2 separate regions of the Homo sapiens genome follow, and region 2 is linked to region 1. Evidence: chromatin contacts called from ENCODE POLR2A ChIA-PET data. All regions are on one chromosome and are shown on one strand. The core of a region is the stretch at or near the end of the contact, and the rest is flanking DNA. Distances in the headings are between cores, read along the strand shown. Region 1 overlaps GNAQ (G protein subunit alpha q). Region 2 holds the start of KLF4 (KLF transcription factor 4).

Region 1 (4,368 bases), core at 249-2,748:
CTGCAATAATCTATTTATGAGTTTCATCTCCTAAACATATTTGTGAAATAATACTATTCTGAACTAATACCGAAAGATAGTTCTATGAAAATATTTGAACTGAGATATTTATGTCTTTCCATTTGAAAAACATAATAGAGTGAGATTACTTACCATTCAGCAGACCTTGTTCTAAGCTTACCAAGTATCTGAACCAACAAGAGAGGCCGTTTCTGAATTAAAACTATTAAGGTCTACCAAGAAGAGCATGGTTGAAAATGTTAACAGTTTCAAATTTATTGACCTAAAATAGTTAAGGCAATTTTTAAGAATGTTACAAACAATTCTATGAAATAGTTAAATACATAATATGTCAATATTGAAAAAATATAGTTCTCTGAAGGATGTTAGGGACATGATGTTAGAAAGAGATATGGCTAAGAACATGACTAAAGTACATGAAGGTACCAAGAAAAGTATTTCTGCTCATTTTTTACTTTAAAATCTACATTGATTTATCAAAAGTTTATATTTTAGGAAGATTTTATATTTTGAAAAATTTTTTAATGTGCACACTTCCTTGAATAATATCAATGTAATAAAATAGATTTGCTGGTCAATAAATACTTTAAAGACATACAACATTGATATGGTTTGGCTCTGTGTCCCCACCCAAACCTCATCTTAAATTGTAATCCCCACTTGTTGGGGGAAGGGCCTCATGGGAGGTGATTGAATCGTGGGGACAGATTTCCCCTTTGCTGTTCTCATGATAGTGAGTGAGTTCTCATGAGATCTGATCGTTTAAAAGTGTGTGGCACCTCCCGCTTCTCTGTCTCTCCTGCTCTACCACGGTAAGACGTGCTTGCTTCCCCTTCACCTTCCACCATGATTGTAAGTTTCCTGAGGCCTCCCATTCATGCTTCCTATACAGCCTGCAGAACCGTGAGTCAGTTAACCTCTTTTCTTCATAAATTATCCAGTCTCAGGTAGTTCTTTATAGCAGTGTGAGAACAGGTTAATACAAACATTAACTGTTTTGGTAGCCTTTTTAATACTCAAAAGTGTTAGTAGACTATAACTATATTATTATACTCTCAGTGGAAAGTTAACAGTTTCTCAGCAGTGGTCCAGGTAACTTTTTACACTTCTTATCTATAATATTTTCAAAATTTGGGTCTTTATTTAAAGTGACAAATTATATAACTTACTACAAAAAAACCAGGCCTTGTAGGATGTGAGTTATTTTCCTTCCCTTCTTCCTACTTAAATTCTAGGCCAGGCGTGGTGGCTCACGCCTGTAATCCCAGCACTTTGGGAGGCTGAGATGGGCAGATCATGAGGTCAGGAGATTGAGACCATCCTGGCTAACACGGTGAAACCCCATCTCTACTAAAAATACAAAAAATTAGCCGGGCGTTGTGGCAGACGCCTGTAGTCCCAGCTACTCAGGAGGCTGAGGCAGGAGAATGGCATGAACCCGGGAGGCGGAGCTTGCAGTGAGCCGAGATTTGCCACTGCACTCCAGCCTGCCAGCCTGGGTGACAGACCAAGACTCCTTCTCAAAGAAAAAAAAAAAAACAACTTCTAAATGCTTCATTACCGTTTTTCATAGGATAAAGAGGTATTGTTTTTGTTTCTTTATTTTTATTAATGGAACAGTTTCTGGCTCTGTTAAAGGGGCATTTAAGCAAGGTATTCTAAAAGCTCTATTCCTTCCCCAAGATTCTAGGAAAGTGAGCCTTTTACTTTCAGTTTTTCCTAACACAATTTCTTGAATGTCTGAAGCTTCAGTGGTCAGATTTCACATGGGATGTTCCAGAAAGATGATATTCCCTATGTAAGACTCTGAAATTCTTGGGAGCATTTGGGCCTTTTTTTTTTTTTTTTAATCAAAAAGCTTGTTCTTTTTATTTTTTCGCCTGTCTGAATTCTACCAACTGAACAGGGAAATCTTCTTTATCTGTTTTTCCTGTTGTCAAATAAAATAAAATTCCAAACCAGCAGCAACATACTCCTCTGGTTAATGAGATTGTAGGAGCACAGACATTACAAAGGACTAAAATGATTAGGCTTTTTCTGAGGTATAATATCAGGAAATGAACCACATAACATTATGTGATCTCAGAAATGAAGATGATATGAATCTATAAAGCAGGCATTTACCTATTATGCCAGGGTGGGGAGAAATCAGTCAATGAGTTGTTTTGTTGGTATAAAATCAACCTACAGTTGGTTGTTAGGGGTCTCAGTCTCTAGTCAGTGTTTTCAAAACATGATTTAATTCACCAACAGTCTCGTCAACAGATCTGGAGGCAAAAAAAGCTTCCATGGTCAAACAAGTTTGGAAAATTCAATAATATCCCCAATGCTAGGCTCATGGATTTATAGCACCTTTCTAGGTAAGGGCCATTGCCTTTTTATAACTTCTGTGTTCTGCAGCACAGACCTCTGTTTGACTATTTATAACCATTATTCTCCCCATTCTCTTACTTGGACTTCAGAATCCATTTGTCAAATACCTATTAACATTCCAATTAACTTAGTTTTCCATTAACTTAATTTTCCATTAATTAATGTTCCTCAGATATTCTTTGAAAGTAGTCATACAGACCATACCCTAATTGTTTTGAATTTTAATGAATATGCATATCTTTAATCTCTCTTTTCAATTTTTTTAAATCAACTGTGACTTTGTATAAACTCTCTGAAGATAAACTAGTTTTTTTGGTGGTATTAATAATGCATACATACATACACACACACACACACACACACACACACACACACCCATACTAGGATAGTACAACATCATAATTATGAAGATAATAGTAGAACTTCAGAGAGTGCAAAATTTTAAATTGTACCCCAAGATTTTATAGACCTGAAGGCAGTGTTCTTTGTAATGGAATTATGTAATTATATCAATCAACATACTCTGGAAGTGTTTGATGTAGGTTTTGCCATGCTGCATCAAGCATCTGACCTACAATGTCATTGATACTGATAATTATGACATTACAGACAAACATGAAAAAGGAAAATGTTAAGCAAAGAACCAAATAGAAGAATATTTACATGGAAAATGGTAGTGGTAGGGCCAAGAAAGAGATTGAGTTCTCTGAAAAGAAAAAAAAATATATTTTAAACAATAAAGGAGGGGTATTTCCTTTACCCAAGAAGGAATCCCCATTCTATGTTAGAATGAGCAAATAAAGCCTATAGGCCAGCAAAACCAAGAGGAGAATTGTAGTTCCAGCAAATGTTTTTTGGGAAAGACAGTATAACTATAGTCATTGATTATCTTGGTGACCATAATGGAGATTAAAAATAAAAATCTAATGATAGAAGAACAAACTTAATAATGAGTTAATAAATCAGTTTGTGAAGTCTTAATGAAAGGATATGTGGCAGTTTAATAAACTTTCTTCTCTAACATTGTAATCTAGAACATTGTATTTAACATACATTCTCTATTTTTCCTTTTCATCATTGTCTTGTGTATTGTCTAACACATGAGCGATAAATATTTGTTGAAATAATTATTAATGGTACTTTTGAGATACCACAAGATTTCATAGTAATTATAATATTTTGTACTAGGCATTTTAGAAACATCTCTTTTACTTTTCCTAACAGCCCTACAACAAATTGTTCCATCTTATAGATGAAGAAACTGAGGTTCAGGAAGGTTGAGTGACTTGTCTAAAGACACAGGGCTGGTACATGACAGAGTTATTATTGATACCTGATTTGGTCTCAGGCTGTTCAAGTTCTTCCTCTTTGCTACTGTGGTTCCCAGAATTACTAATTTGAGATTCAGTAGTCTCCATCTAATGCCAAGTTTAAGAAGGACATGGAAGCTTAGTAAAGGAGAATCAGTAGATCCTTACCACTTAAAGACTCCACACAGAAGATCTTTCGTTTTCATGAGGGGCTTCAAAAGGCTGTGTCATGTAGTAATTTCTAATTTTGCTGAGCCACATGTTGAATCATAAGTGTGGAGAGGCTGTTTTATGGGAGTGAATCACTCACAATGAGAACCCAGCCAGCAGCAGTTCAGTATGACTTTGCTGTTCTTTGTCATTTATGCAGTAATGCTCAGAAAAAGATAAAACAACAACTGTCACTCTGCATATAATGCACCTGAAAGGTCAGGGTTCAGGTTCTAATGAAGTCAGAAAACGTGAAACAGTCTGATAAATACAGTTCACGTCCAAGTTTTCTGCAGGAGATTTTATGCTAAGCAGTATTTGCAAATTTGAGAACTCAGAGATCTATTATCCAGTCAGGGCCTCCAGACTGTAATTTCACATTTGAGCAAATTTAGGCTTCAGTGACTTTCCCAATGTCACAAGAATCTAGTAGGTATTTGTACCATGGTTTATA
Region 2 (4,323 bases), core at 94-2,593, about 30 Mb before region 1:
ATTTCACCTCTTTATGACTCAATTTCTCATCCATAAAGTGGAAAGGAGAGTGCGTGGCTTGAAAAGTCATCAGTGAGTGTTTAATTCTTCTTTAATGGGTGTCTTCTATTATTATTATTATTCTACAGTGCAATTTAGTCATCAAATATTACAGGCAGTGGCTCACGCCTGTAATCCCAGCACTTCGGGAGGCCGAGGCAGGCTGATCACTTGAGGTCAGGTGTTCGAGACCTGCCTGGCCAACATGGTGAAACCCCGTCTCCACGAAAAATACAAAAATTAGCCGGCGTCGTGGCGCACGCCTGTAATCCCCGCTACTCGGGAGGCTGACGCAGGAGAATCGCTTGGACGCAGGAGGCGGAGGTTGCACTGAGCTGAGATCGTGCCACTGCATTCCAGCTTGGGCGACACAGCGAGACTCTGTCTCACAAAAAAAAAAAAAAGAAAGAAAAAAAAAGGAAAGGGCTTCGAGATGGCTGGTTGAAAACTGTCTCCGCGCCTCACAGTCCCTCTTCTCTCCCTTATGCCTCTGAGTAAATCTTGAGCCCTTTCACTCCCTTTCTCGCTATTTAAAGTATCAAAACCATAACTCCCCATTCGTGCCTCTTTCCGCCTGTTCCCGGCGGAACACTCCTCTGGCCTTCTCTTGAGGCTCCCAGTTCACGCTGCACAGTGCTGGGCACTGCCTCCTCTCCACACCCCTAGCGCCCCCCACCCCTCAGCAGAAGGGCCCGCGAGGAACCGTGCGAGGTCAGGCCGAGCGCCGGCACCGCCACCGGCACTGGCGCTGAGCGACGAGAGCGGACTCCTGCGAGCGCAGAGAGGGAGGGGGAGATGGAGGGCTGGATGAGTCACGCGGATAATCGCGCTCTTCTCCAGCGCGCAGACAGCGCGGCAAGCGCGTATGCTAGCAGGGGTGCGGACGCGTGACCGTGCCGCCCGCTGACCCCACCAGTCTTCGCGGGCTTCGAACCCAGGGAGCCGACAATGGCGGTGAGTACGGCCCTGGTCGCGCAGCGACCGAACCTGCGCCCGGTTCCTCGCGCCCCGCGCTGGGGCGGACGCCGCCGCCGCCGCCGACACCACTGCCGCCGGCGTCAGCTCGGCTCCAGCCCGCCAGCTGCCTGGCTGGCGTCACGGCCCGGCCCAGCCCCGCCCGCGCCCCTCCTTCCCCTCCCCCGCCCCCACGTGCGCCGAGTTTGTTGATTTAGCTGCCATAGCAACGATGGAAGGGAGCCTCGGGGGGGGCGGAGAGAAGAAAGGGAGGGGCGGGGCATGGGAGAAGGCGGAGGAAAAGGCTGTAGCGAAGGAAGTTATAAGTAAGGAACGCGCGCCGGCGGCCGGCAGTTTCCCGACCAGAGAGAACGAACGTGTCTGCGGGCGCGCGGGGAGCAGAGGCGGTGGCGGGCGGCGGCGGCACCGGGAGCCGCCGAGTGACCCTCCCCCGCCCCTCTGGCCCCCCACCCTCCCACCCGCCCGTGGCCCGCGCCCATGGCCGCGCGCGCTCCACACAACTCACCGGAGTCCGCGCCTTGCGCCGCCGACCAGTTCGCAGCTCCGCGCCACGGCAGCCAGTCTCACCTGGCGGCACCGCCCGCCCACCGCCCCGGCCACAGCCCCTGCGCCCACGGCAGCACTCGAGGCGACCGCGACAGTGGTGGGGGACGCTGCTGAGTGGAAGAGAGCGCAGCCCGGCCACCGGACCTACTTACTCGCCTTGCTGATTGTCTATTTTTGCGTTTACAACTTTTCTAAGAACTTTTGTATACAAAGGAACTTTTTAAAAAAGACGCTTCCAAGTTATATTTAATCCAAAGAAGAAGGATCTCGGCCAATTTGGGGTTTTGGGTTTTGGCTTCGTTTCTTCTCTTCGTTGACTTTGGGGTTCAGGTGCCCCAGCTGCTTCGGGCTGCCGAGGACCTTCTGGGCCCCCACATTAATGAGGTAGGTGAGGCGCGCGGCGCTGGGAGCAGGGAGGGGTGAGGACCGGTGGGACGCGCCGGAACGACGGCCGAAAGCCGCCCCTGACTCTCCTGTCTCCGCTCCCTGCCTTGCTCGCAGGCAGCCACCTGGCGAGTCTGACATGGCTGTCAGCGACGCGCTGCTCCCATCTTTCTCCACGTTCGCGTCTGGCCCGGCGGGAAGGGAGAAGACACTGCGTCAAGCAGGTGCCCCGAATAACGTGAGTATCGCTCCGGGCCGCCGGGAACGCCCGGTGGGTTTTCGTGGGTGTGGTGGGGGCGGGCGGAGCCTTGGGGTCACCAAGAGCCACTGAACGAGGGTAAGGAGCGGCCACCGCGCGGACTCCGCAACCTTCCCGGGATAGCTTCCGTGTCCTTGGCTCAGCTGTGTATGCCCGTGGTGCGAGCACTGCGGAGCCGCCTGGGGCGCAAGCCGGGTCTTCACCAGTCCCCGGGCGCGCTGTCGGTAGGGCGGGCGCTCTCGGGCCACCGGGCGGGAGGTGGCCGCGTCCCCAGACACTGGCTGGGCCAGAGTGAGTTTAGCGCGTAGGCGGCCCCGTGGCGAGAGCGCACCGAGAGAGCCTCGGTGTGCCAATTCCGGGGACGTCCACGGGACCTGGAGGGGGAGGGACCAGCCGCGGCGCTCGCTCACACGCAATTGGGCAGACAGGACATAACACCCGCAATACAGACGCATCACCTCTTCTTCGACCCGGGAGTGGGCCGAGATTGCAGCGCTGGCGCCCTGGGTTCCCGGGTGCTTCCTGCCTGACCAGTCCCCATGTCTGGGCGGTGCAGTCGCGCGTGGCCCGCCAGCACGTCAGTATGTCGGGTGGCAACAGGGGACCACCACTGACAGGTCTCTCCCGCCCTGTCCCCGCAGCGCTGGCGGGAGGAGCTCTCCCACATGAAGCGACTTCCCCCAGTGCTTCCCGGCCGCCCCTATGACCTGGCGGCGGCGACCGTGGCCACAGACCTGGAGAGCGGCGGAGCCGGTGCGGCTTGCGGCGGTAGCAACCTGGCGCCCCTACCTCGGAGAGAGACCGAGGAGTTCAACGATCTCCTGGACCTGGACTTTATTCTCTCCAATTCGCTGACCCATCCTCCGGAGTCAGTGGCCGCCACCGTGTCCTCGTCAGCGTCAGCCTCCTCTTCGTCGTCGCCGTCGAGCAGCGGCCCTGCCAGCGCGCCCTCCACCTGCAGCTTCACCTATCCGATCCGGGCCGGGAACGACCCGGGCGTGGCGCCGGGCGGCACGGGCGGAGGCCTCCTCTATGGCAGGGAGTCCGCTCCCCCTCCGACGGCTCCCTTCAACCTGGCGGACATCAACGACGTGAGCCCCTCGGGCGGCTTCGTGGCCGAGCTCCTGCGGCCAGAATTGGACCCGGTGTACATTCCGCCGCAGCAGCCGCAGCCGCCAGGTGGCGGGCTGATGGGCAAGTTCGTGCTGAAGGCGTCGCTGAGCGCCCCTGGCAGCGAGTACGGCAGCCCGTCGGTCATCAGCGTCAGCAAAGGCAGCCCTGACGGCAGCCACCCGGTGGTGGTGGCGCCCTACAACGGCGGGCCGCCGCGCACGTGCCCCAAGATCAAGCAGGAGGCGGTCTCTTCGTGCACCCACTTGGGCGCTGGACCCCCTCTCAGCAATGGCCACCGGCCGGCTGCACACGACTTCCCCCTGGGGCGGCAGCTCCCCAGCAGGACTACCCCGACCCTGGGTCTTGAGGAAGTGCTGAGCAGCAGGGACTGTCACCCTGCCCTGCCGCTTCCTCCCGGCTTCCATCCCCACCCGGGGCCCAATTACCCATCCTTCCTGCCCGATCAGATGCAGCCGCAAGTCCCGCCGCTCCATTACCAAGGTCAGTCCCGGGGATTTGTAGCTCGGGCTGGGGAGCCCTGTGTGTGCTGGCCCCACTTCGGGACACACGGGATGATGCTCACCCCACCTTCTTCACCCCTAGAGCTCATGCCACCCGGTTCCTGCATGCCAGAGGAGCCCAAGCCAAAGAGGGGAAGACGATCGTGGCCCCGGAAAAGGACCGCCACCCACACTTGTGATTACGCGGGCTGCGGCAAAACCTACACAAAGAGTTCCCATCTCAAGGCACACCTGCGAACCCACACAGGTAGGGGGACAAACTGCAGAAGGGAGGGGGGTTAGCTTCCAGCCCCATAGGCTACCAGTGGACACTCCTCAGTGCCTCCTTGACTTCCCAGGTTAGCTTCCAGCCCCATAGGCTACCAGTGGACACTCCTCAGTGCCTCCTTGGCTTCCCAGGGCAGTCTATCGCCTTGATCTCCGGGATCACTGGAGAGAACAGCAAACCGGCGCCTACTTTTCTGCCCAGGAGCCTTTTGCTTGATG

The links. ChIA-PET counts read pairs that join two places held with the same protein, here RNA polymerase II (POLR2A).
Region 2: POLR2A ChIA-PET joins it to region 1 with 12 read pairs in A549. The contact joins the promoter of KLF4 here to the enhancer-like site in region 1. POLR2A ChIA-PET finds 5 or more read pairs at or near these places in 2 of 52 experiments (A549 and IMR-90).

Annotation. Positions count from the first base shown.
Region 1 is chr9:77,820,126-77,824,493 of GRCh38, reverse strand. The region is part of intron 2 of GNAQ (G protein subunit alpha q); the gene reads left to right. Among named protein-coding and RNA genes, the nearest start is that of GNA14, 170 kb to the right of the region's middle. Within about 2 kb of position 1,498, at least 4 of the 41 ENCODE cell types and tissues checked have a DNase peak (open chromatin) inside an H3K27ac peak, as active enhancers do.
Region 2 is chr9:107,486,789-107,491,111 of GRCh38, reverse strand. It overlaps KLF4 (KLF transcription factor 4), which reads left to right and starts at 1,343. Exons shown (of 5, transcript NM_004235.6): 1 at 1,343-1,944; 2 at 2,062-2,182; 3 at 2,845-3,817; 4 at 3,920-4,084. The coding sequence starts at 1,940. RefSeq lists silencers at 1,062-1,271, 1,631-1,830, 2,482-2,531.